Regions from separate parts of the Homo sapiens genome. Here region 1 is linked to region 2. Evidence: read pairs that join two places in POLR2A ChIA-PET (ENCODE). Cell type or tissue: GM12878. All regions are shown on one strand. Links, peaks and the distances in the headings refer to the core of each region. The heading gives the core; the rest is flanking DNA.

Evidence for each region. Peaks named below come from ENCODE experiments on the same cell type or tissue, not always from the same donor. Only the 100,000 strongest peaks of a DNase experiment are listed, where the experiment ranks them.
Region 1: POLR2A ChIA-PET joins it to region 2 with 8 read pairs; 6 of 35 experiments call an interaction of 5 or more read pairs at or near these places.

The regions. Positions count from the first base shown.
Region 1 is chr12:51,326,065-51,331,435 of GRCh38, forward strand. CELA1 (chymotrypsin like elastase 1) reads right to left here. Exons shown (of 8, transcript NM_001971.6): 7 at 3,620-3,769; 8 at 2,378-2,530. The coding sequence ends at 2,513. Among named protein-coding and RNA genes, the nearest start is that of BIN2, 4.6 kb to the left of the region's middle. RefSeq lists a silencer at 1,041-1,335. In GM12878, for the core only: no CTCF peak of the experiment used is centred there; a DNase peak (open chromatin) is centred at 877; H3K4me3 peaks cover 392 bases; H3K27ac peaks cover 1,341 bases.
Region 2 is chr12:51,185,880-51,191,250 of GRCh38, forward strand. POU6F1 (POU class 6 homeobox 1) reads right to left here. Exons shown (of 11, transcript NM_001330422.2): 11 at 1,057-4,713. The coding sequence ends at 4,368. Among named protein-coding and RNA genes, the nearest start is that of TFCP2, 15 kb to the left of the region's middle. RefSeq lists a silencer at 2,447-2,586 and an enhancer at 2,957-3,166. In GM12878, for the core only: no CTCF peak of the experiment used is centred there; a DNase peak (open chromatin) is centred at 2,972; H3K4me3 peaks cover 344 bases; H3K27ac peaks cover 3,243 bases.

The DNA.
Region 1 (5,371 bases), core at 100-5,099, 140 kb after region 2:
GGCTCACTGCAGCCTCTACCTCCCAGGCCCAAGTGATGGTCTCACCTCAGCCTCCTGAGTAGCTGGGACTAAGGTGCGTGCATGCCACCACTCCTGGCTACCCAGGCTGATCTGGAACTCTTGAGCTCAAGCAATCCACCCGCCTCAGCCTCCCAAAGGGCTGGGATTACAGGTGTGAACCACCTTGCCCTGCCAGGCGATTAGGGTTTATTCTGGATGTTAGCTTTGGTGATGCCCTGGAAGAGGCAGGGTGATGAAAATAGAAGGACTTGATATTGGATGGGGAGAAGTGGGGAGAAGCATGGAGAATAGCAGTACTGCGGGAACACTGAGAGTAGATGGCAATGCTAACAGGTGTGTCACTGGCAGAAGGAGGCCAGTACCTGTGTCCCTGCCAGGACTACATGGCATCCTCAGCAATGCAACCCAGCCACTGTCTCCTAAGAAACTCTGTTTAGTGCCAATATCTTGCAAACTGAAATTGATGGTCACCAAATCATGTAGTGTTAGAGAAGAAACAACCCTTAGAAGTTAATTAGATAGGGAAATTGAGTCACAGAAAGGGCTGATGACTTGACCACAGCCACCCAGCTCCTCAGTGGTGGAACTGGGATGGGAACAGACTCAGCCTCTTATAGCACATGGAGTGTTCTAGAGGCCTCTGCTGAGCCTGTCAATTCCAGGGTCTGTCTCAGCCAGTTTCTCCTTCTGTAATGTTTAATACCCTAGTCCCTCTTGTCTGGTCTTAAGTGATTGACATGAAAAGCTGCTTCTCATCCTTTTTAGCCTTCCCCTTTCAGTTCCCCCTTTGCTTTCTCATAGGCCACTCTAACAGACTGAGCCCTGGCCAGGATACAGCAGAATTATCAGTTTCCCAGTTCTCTGTGGTTTATAGAACCCTGGATCCGGTTGCCTAATTTTAGTCCCAGCCTTAAAGTGCTGATTCACACTTAGCTTGAGGCCCTATGTTGTTGTTGCCTCTTCCTTTCTGTTCTGCCTCTTCCCCTCAACCCTTTCGTTTCTTTGTTTAGTATCTTCTCTTCTCTCCTTTTTTCTATTCTTAGCTCTCCAGTCTCCATTGTTGTTTTTTTTTTTTTTTGAGACAGAATCTCACTTCATTGCCCAGGCTGGAATGCAGTGGCGCAATCTTGGCTCACTGCGGCCTCCACCTCCCAGGCCCAAGCGATTTTCTCCAGTCTCCTTTCTAATTTGTCACTTTCTTAGTCTGCTGGTATCTGCCCTGCCTCCTAATCTTATACTTCTATCTCTGGTGTATCCTAGTAGTTGCCATCACCCAGAAACTTGGAGTGGGCGTTCGTTTTAGGCACTAAAGGGGGAAACAAAAGAAGGATGAACCCACAGTATACCTGGGAAAGACAGGGCACATTCAGTCACTCAGGAAGTTTTTTGTTTGTTTGTTTTGAGACGGAGTCTTGCTTTGTTGCCCAGGCTAGAGTGCAGTGGCACGATCTCAGCTCACTGCAACCTCCACCTCCTGGGTTCAAGTAGTTTTCCTGCCTCAGCCTCTTGAGTAGCTGGGATTCCAGGCGCCTGCCACTGTGCCCAGCTAATTTTTGTATTTTTAGTAGACACGAGGATTCACCATCTTGGCCAGGCTAGTCTCGAATTCCTGACCTCGTTATCCACCCACCTCGGCCTCCCAAAGTGCTGGGATTACAGGCGTGAGCCACCGTACCCAGCCCACTCGGGAACCTTTTTTTTTTTTTTTTTTTTTTGAGATGGTCTTTCGCTCTTGTTGCCCAGGATGGAGTGCAACGGTGCAATCTTGGCTCATTGCAACCTCCACCTCCCGGGTTCAAGCGATTCTCCTGCCTCAGCCTCCCAAGTAGCTCTGTGCCTTCGAATATAGCAAATATCCACAGGAATAGGGCAGATGGACAGATTAGTGGATACATAGATCCTAAAGTAACCCAAAATGGATAACATAAAGCTACTCCCACTGGGTTTGTGTTGTGGACTGGTAGAGGTAGCAGCAAAGGGAAGACCCAGCCTGCAGATGTGGTGAAATCCAACTTGGATCCTATAACTGCATTTCTTCTAAATCAGTGGTCCCCAACCTTTTTGGCACCAGGGACCCGTTTCGTGGAAGACAATTTTCCACGAACCGGGGTGGGGGATGGTTTCGAGATGATTCAAGGGCATTACATTTATTGTGTACTACATTTCTATTATTATTACACTGTAATATATAGTGAACTAATTATACAACTCACCATAATGTAGAATCAGTGGGATCCCTGAGCTTGTTTTCCTGCAACTAGACGGTCCTGTCTGGGGGTGATGGGAGACAGTGACAGATCATCAGGCATAGGGACCCCTGCTCTGGAGGGCTTAATTACAAATAGACACAGTATGATAATGTATATCTAGTTTTATTTGCTTTTCTATCAATGGCTCAATAGTCTTTCAGAATGTGTTTTACTTTTTGATCGCAAGTCCTACTGCAGATCTAAGAACCATTTTGGGAAGGTCGTTGGACTCAGGAAAATGTTCAGTTGGAGGCGATGACCTGAAGGAAAGACAGTTATGTCCACAGTCAGTAACTCCTGCCTACCTCCTTTCTTGTTTCCTCAGGGCTCCCAGTTAAGTATGGTTTTGTACTGGGTTTATGGGAAGTTGACAGGGTGTGGGGACAGGGAGGCAGGAAGTCAGCCTCAACTGTGATAGGACAGCTCAGTGTTATAGGTACATACCCAGAATACAGTGGCAAAGACAGACCTTGAAATGGCCGTGAGCCAAGATTAATACACAAGGCTCCAGAATGTGTTTGAAGGGTGGAGGGCACAGTGAAATGTGTTGTGTGGCCTTTCCACCAGGTCAGTGTAGGCAGAGCCTCACCTAACTCTCAAGCATTATTTAAGGTGGTAAAACCTGTCAAAAATTAGAGCAGGCCGGGCGCTGTGGCTCATGCCTGTAATCCCAGCACTTTGGGTGGCAGGTGGATCACTTGAGGTCAGGAGTTCAAGACCAGCCTGACCAACATGGTGAAACCCGATCTCTACTAAAAATACAAAAAAAATTTACCAGGTTTGGTGGTGCATGCCTATAATCCCAACTACTTGGGAGGCTGAAGCAGGAGAATCACTTGAACCCAGGAGGCAGAGGCTGCAGTGAGTCGAGATCAAGCCACTGCACTCCAGCCTGGGTGACACAGTGAGACTCTGTCTCAAAAAAAAAAAAAAAAAAAAGTTAGAGCAAATTATCATAATGTCCTTAGAAAGACGTTGTGGGAGAGGAAGTCGGTGCCTCCTTCCCTTGCCTAGGAGTACGCAGGCCTTTCTGAACCTGTTTTTCCCTGGGCTTTGACTTAGGAAGGCACTGATATGTCCCTGATTCAGATTTGATGTTGCCACTGTCTTACCCTAAGCAATAAACAATACAGTGAAGTCTGCTCTGTGGGTATGTGGAGGGGAGGGAATTCAGGATGGCAGCCTTATTGAAGGAAAGTACACCGTGGAAGGAAGGGAAGGGAGTAAACACATGAATGTGGTAAGGAAGATGACGGCTTGCCCAGTCCATCCAACGTTTGTTCCCCAACCCAGCCAGTGCGTAGGTCTCCAGGTGACCCCATTTCAACCCATCATTTGAGAGGACTCACATTATTTATCCAGGAGATGTAAGCAGAGACCTGGGTGAAGACTGTAGGCTTCCTGGAGACATTACAGCCCCGGCTGGACACAAAGCTGGTCACTCCATGGACAGAATACTTGCCATTCACCAAGCAATGGAGGGGGCCCCCAGAGTCACCCTGCAGGGAGGAGAAACAGAATCCTAAAACTCCAGATCTTCGGGCTTTTGCTTGCACTCCCCCCGCCCCCGTCTCTGGTTGTGAAATTCTGTACGGTTTTAAAGCTCCAATGCAAATCTCCACCTCCTTCATGTCCCCACAATCAAAATGAATCTCTTCTTCCTTTCTAAACAACCACAATACTTCTTCTCTTTTGCTGCACTTATTTCATGTTCTGCCTTGTATTTTGGTTTCATAATTTGTTTGTACCTCCTCACACATGTCTATGAGCTTCCTGAGACAAAAACTCTTACCAAGATCTTTCCTCTCCACAATGCTAGCATAGAACTTTAAATATCTAAAGTTCAATCGCTTTTATTGGCTTAAATTGAACCTGGGGTGGCAAAAATAGGGCATTCTAATAATTTCTTTATCCCCAGCATTTAGACCAATGGGTATAATTAGACCAAGTATTTAGACTTGGTAGTCAAAACATGCTAAACTAAACTGGAATGAAGAGGAAAGTGATGTATTAGGTCACATGCTCAACTGGGAACCTGGGTTTATGGAATATGATCTTGCCTCCCTTCTTACTCAGCTTCTAGAATGCCAGGTCCATAATGCCACACATAAAATGGGAAGATACTTCTCTGGAAAAACTGAACAGTCCAAGAGGAAAGACCTAAAGATACTGACATTGGAGGTCCTCCACTAAAATGGCCTAGCCAGATCACCTGACAGAGAATCCACTATTGATGAACCCCATCTAAGGCTCAGAGCTACCAATCAGCCCACCCACTCTGGGTAAAAATACCACCCCCACTCTGAAATAAAAGCAGATGGTTAAGGATCACTAAACATCTAAAGAATGCCTCTAGCCGGGCCCAGTGACTCATGCCTGTAATCCCAGCACTTTGGGAGGCTGAGGCGGGCGGATCACGAGGTCAGGAGATCGAGACCATCCTGGCTAACACGGTGAAACCCCATCTCTACTAAAAATACAAAAAATTAGCCGGGCGTGGTGGTGGGCGCCTGTAGTCCCAGCTACTCGGGAGGCTGAGGCAGGAGAATGGCGTGAACCCGGGAGGCAGAGCTTGCAGTGAGCCAAGATGGCGCCACTGGGCTCCAGCCTGGGCGACAGAGTGAGACTCTGTCTCAAAAAAAAAAAAAAAAAAGGAATTCATCTAATATAAAAATAAAGATTGAAACAAAGAAACAAGGAGCTAAATAAAAAAATGAAGGCAACCAAGACTATGCAGGGAGAAGAAAACAAGCAATAAAACCATAACTAATAGGCTGGGCATGGTGGCTCCACACCTGTAATCCCAGCACTTTGGGAGGCTGAGGCGGGCGGATCACCTGAGGTCAGGAGTTCAAGACTAGGCCAACACAGTGAAACCCCTAAAACTCTATTAAAAATACAAAAATTAGCCGGGCGTGGTGGTACATGCCTGTAATCCCAGTTACTCAGGAGGCTGAGGCAGGAGAATCGCTTGAACCCAGGAGCTGGAGGTTGTAGTGAGCTGAGATTGCACCACTGCACTTCAGCCTGGGCGACAGAGCGAGACTCCGTCTCAAAACAAACACACAAACAAAAAACATGACTAATATGCATCCATGATA
Region 2 (5,371 bases), core at 261-5,260:
TGTTTTTTACTGTTGTATTAGGGGGGTTGGGTTGTTTGTTTGTTTGGAGGCAGAGTCTTGCTCTGTTACCCAGGCTGGAGTGCAGTGGTACGATCTCGGCTCACTGCAACCTCCATCTCCTGGGTTCAAGCAATTCTTGTGCCTCAGCCTCCCAAATAGCTGGGATTACAGGCATGTACCACCACACCTGTTTAATTTTTGGATTTTTAGTAGAGACGGGGTTTTACCATGTTGCCCAAGCTGGTTGCGAACTCCTGAGCTCAGGCAATCCGCCTGCCTTGGCCTCCCAAAGTGCTGGGATTACAGGCAATAGCCACCACACCCGGCCTGTTGTTGTTTTTGAATATTGTATTTTCCATCTGAGGTTGTATCTGAGGACACAGACCCCAGGGATATGGAGGGCTGACTAGATTAAGGTGGGGCCTTTTGGGGTGTGATTAGTCAAGTAAGATTAATGGGATTAGCTCCCTTATAAAAGAGGCCAAGGGAGCTTGCTTGCCCTTCCACCATGTGAGGTTACAGTGAAAAGATACCTGTTTATGAGGAAGAGGGCTCTTATCAGACATCGACCTTGATCTTGACCTTGATCTTGGACTTTCCAGTCTCCAAAACTGTGAGCAATAAATTTCTCTTGTCTGTAAGGCACTGAGTCTAAGGTACTTTGTTGTAGCAACCAGAGCAGACTAAGGCAGCCACCTCTTAGACCTACAAGTGTGCACACCAACGGCACAGCTCCTGGAACCCAGAGAGGAGGGGTCCAGGAAGTGGGCTTGGCAGAGAATTCTGGGGCTCTAGGTATAAGAAGGGTGTTCTAAAAGGAGACCCTGTGCCCTTCTGTCTCTAGAACTGAATCCCCAATGTGATGGGAGGGTCGTGGTGGCAGGAGGGCCCAAGCAGGGACTTCTGAAATGGGAATCCAGAGTACTGACCCCTGCTTTCTTGCAATGGGATTTTCCAGGCTGCAAGCTGACAGCAAAGACTGTCACTTCCCTGTCCTCTGACACTGTTTCACTAATATTTCTACCCTGAAGAGTGAACAGGAAACAAGCAGACCAGTACAAAAGAAAAAATACTGTTTATTCCACACAACTACATCAAGCGCTTCTTCCCCATTCTCCTCTCCCCTTGCTGCCCCTCCAGCCCTCAGGAAGCTTTGTCTGTGTTGGGAACAGTGAGAACCTCAGTGCCAGAGCCTGGTCCAAGAGGCAGGAAGGAAATCTGGGCATGGGAAGGTAATTGGATTTCCAAGAACACAAAAATGTCAGAGTCTCGCATTCCAAACTCGTGTGTTCCTTAGTCCATTTGGCTGAGTTCTTTCCCTGGACTTCACCTGGATAAAATGCCGTGGTAATGCAGGGTCAAAGGCCCTAGCTGATCCACCAGGAAAGTTTTGGTCTTTCTTCCATTTAAAACAAAACAAACAAAACTCCACACAGTTAAACCATTTCTGTCCATTCTCCTCTCTTTCCATAGTAAAGACGACACTAAGCTCTGGTGTAAGTCCAGAAGATGTTTTCAAAACAAAATGTATACCAACTCCTTCAGAGCCTGATGCTAACAAAAAATAAAATAAACCTACCTCCTAGGTGAGAGGTTCAGGCCCCAGCTGCTTCCTGGGGGGTCTTACACTGTGGGAGGAAGGGCAGAGGTCACAGGCCAGCGAGCTGTGCTTTGGGTAAACCTCAGGGACACCCTGCACCCCCATGCCTGGGGAACTCAGCCTGCAAACCTCCCACCCCTGGTATTGTTCCTCTGAATGACCAATCCATCATTCCAGCAGAGGAGAAATGGTTTAGTTTTAGCTCAGCTTTGGGAAGACAAATTTAAATGAGGGAGGGGCTGAGAAAGCATGGCCAGGCCTAATTTAGACCAGTGGTTCATGATTGTTTTCCCATCATGACACAGGACAGATGGTGTTCCCCTGCACGTCCACCACCACAGACACACCCTGGATTATGTGCTATTCCCAGGGTGCCAGCTGTGACCCATTTGTCTCTCTCAAAAAAGAAAGCATACCTGAATGCAAGCGTCTGAGCATGAAAACCTGCATCGCCATAAGTTTTTGTTTGTTTGAGACCGAGTCTTGCTCTGTCACCCAGGCTGGAGTGAAGTAGTGTGATCTCAGCTCATTGCAACCTCCAGGGTTCAAGCAATTCTCCTGCCTCCACCTCCCAAGTAGCTGGGATTACAGATGTGCACTACCACACCTGGCTAATTTTTGTATTTTTAGTAGAGACGGGGTTTCACCATGTTGGTCAGGCTGGTCTCGAACTCCAGACCTCAAATGATCCGCCCACCTCGGCCTTCCAAAGTGTTGGAATTACAGGCATAAGCCAATGTGCCTGGCCTAATTTACTGAAGTGTCAGTCACTGAATCCTTTACAAGCTCTGGAACTTAACTATTCTCACTGAAAACTTGTTTGCAACACCCCTCCCAAATGAGTCTGTCATCTCATTGAGGCAGGTCGATAACCCTGAACTAGAGTGTGGAGACTCTCTGTTGGAGACACGCTCTCCTGAAAAGCTGGGTCAGGCAAGCTGCCCACCTGCTTCCTCACCTCTGCTACACTCTGGCAGGCATGGTTTGTCCAAATGCAGCAGAGCGTGTATGTGTGTGTGTGTGCGCGCGTCTGTGCGCGCTGCACGTGCGTGTGCTAATTCAGCACACAACTGTCCTCCTCTTACTGGCCAGGCTACCAAGAGGGTGGCCACGCTGGCACTGCAGGGCCTGGGAGGCACCAACAGTAAGTGGGAAAGGAAACAGGACACCAGAGGAAGCTAGGCTAGGAGGTGGCTCTGCACCAGTGACTGACAGAGGTGGTGATGTGTCCCCAGCTGACGGTCCTTCCCTCAGGGTGGATCATGGGAGGTCCACTGGAGGCAGCTGTTAGAGACCAGCCTCTGTAAGGATAAGAGTACTGAAGACAGGGGTGGTTGACCCCCGTGACTTGGGGCCCTTTAGGGATAATCTACACCGCAAGCCTGTGGTCATCTAGGCAAATCTCAGTTCTCTCCTGACTTCCTGGAGTTACATACTGAATTTTAGGGGCTTTCCAGCCACAGTGAGGCTGGAAACTCACTTAACAGCTTGGATGAGAGCTAACCCCCAAGGTACCATAGCTACCCCGTCTAGAAGCAAAACTCAATCTGATCTGGGGGTGTCCTTGGCTCAGAGGACACTGTGGGGATTGCTTACACACAGACATGGTCTGAGACTCGACAAAATGAGATTTCTCCTCCCGTATCCAAGGCTTAAAGTTACAAAGAAAATTAGAGTTAAGTCAACTTCCACAAGAGACCTTCCTGGGCTCCATCATTTATTTCAGGATGTTGTCCTTTCCCCCAGGGCCTTGCTGTCTGGTTTATTGTTTAATTTGCTCCTTTTGAGAAGGCCCCAGTATTGGGTTGGGAATGGGTGTGGGGACAAGAGAAAGAAAGAGAAAGTCAGCATTCCTTTCCTTATTTTTCTCCAGAGTTGCCCGTTTGCTTGCATATCCAGTCTGCAAGTTCTCTTAACCCACGTTTTTTTGTGGGAGGGATGGCCATTGACAGAGATTAAATTAAAATATGAAAGAACAGCCTTATTTTCTAAATTCCCAACCTTCTGCAGACCCAGGAGAACTCCAGAACAGGTAGAGTTCACTGTTGCTTCCTTCCAACATGGATTAAGAAAAGGTTCTGTTTTAGTGCAATTTTCCCCGCAAAGGAACCAGGAAGAGGTGGAAGAGGAGATCCCATGTTCCAGCCCCAGGGGTTTGGGAACCTTCTGACCTTGAGGTCAAGGCAGACATGGAGTCTGACCTTCTGAGCAGCACATCACACTTTTTTGAATTTTATCTCCCAGGTCCTTTCGGTGCACCTGCAGGCAAAGTGTGGGGGGCGGAAGGGCAGTGTGAGGCTGTGTTTCCACTGGATGAGTTGTCATACCTGCCACACTAACACAGAGGAGCAAAGGAGAAGACAAGGTGGAAAGAGAATGCCATCAAAAGCAAGAGCTAATGGCCAGTGGTCCTTAGGAGCTGCTTTAGCCCTGCCCCAAAGACAGGGAGTTTCTGGTTCCCCACCAGAATTCACCCTTCAGAAACCATGCTAGCAAGGTGCTTCTCTAAGTGACGTCACAAATCCTCTTCTTCGGAGTGACCAGCCCAGAGCCTGGAGCTCTCGTGTGGCCCCCTCTGGCCTCCCCATGATGTGAGATGTGTGGGAGAAAAGAGGGACATTGATGCACATGCACACGGTGGAGTCTGATGACCTGGGGTGAGCACAGCTGCACGTGGCAAAATGACAGGTGCTGTCATGGCAGTGGCTGCAGCCGGATGCCACGGGAAATGGACAAAGTGCTAGAACACAGGGCCAGGGGCTGAGCCCTAAGGGATCTGAAAGACGTTCAGCTTGCTGGTGTTCTTGAGCGTCTGGCGCCGATTGCAGAACCAGACCCGCACTACCTCACGGTCGTAGTTGAGCTCCTTAGCAATTTCAGTGATCTCCTGGCCTGTGGGCAGTGGGTTCTTCTCAAAATAGGCATTGAGAGCCTCTATGGCCTGGGGGGTGAAGGAGGTGCGGCGTTTGCGTTTCTTGGAGGGCTCGCCTCCCACAAACTCCATCAGGTTCTGCTGGCCTTCCTGGTTCCGCAGTTCAGCTTCGTTTAGCCACTTTTCCAGCACCGGCTTTAGCTTCTGGGCACTCTTGGGTGTGATGTCTAGCTTCTCGAACCTGTGGGCAACCCATACCCAGGAAGAGGCAGTGAGAGCATGTTGGTCTCTTTGGCACACCCCGCACCTAGGTGCAGGCTCCATCCTCAAGGGGCCGCTCCTCTAGGGGCTGGTGAGACTGTACCCAGTGCTCCCCTCACCACCTCCACCAAGACCCCTCTAGTTTGGCCAAGCCCAGACTCCTCAGACCCTCTGATGTGCCCGGTCCTAACAGGGAAACCATTCCCACGGCCTCGGCTCAGTCAGTAGTGGAATAATAATAGTGCAACTGCCTTACAAACAACCATTCTAGAACGTTCCCCTAAATGAATGAAGTCCTTTTGAGGAGTCACCTTGGGAGGCCTCCAGTCACACTCCCATAGCAGCATCACTAACAAGTCAGGCTGCTCTTTCTGGCTGAGCTGGATGTGGTGACAGGATTCTCCACAGGATGCTGGAGGCACTCTAAAGGTCACTCTAGCCTGACCTATGGAGCTGGCAGGCAGATGAAACCTTTTGGCCATCCCTGAGCCATGCGCTTATTCTTGTTTGAAACTCTATCCCTCCTGGCACCAAAACTAGTTTGTAGGCTGCTTACAGAAAACTCAGCTATGTTACTTTACAGTCATTCCTTGTTAGAGGGGAGATGGGAGCATGATGAGGTATGGTGGGTTACAGTT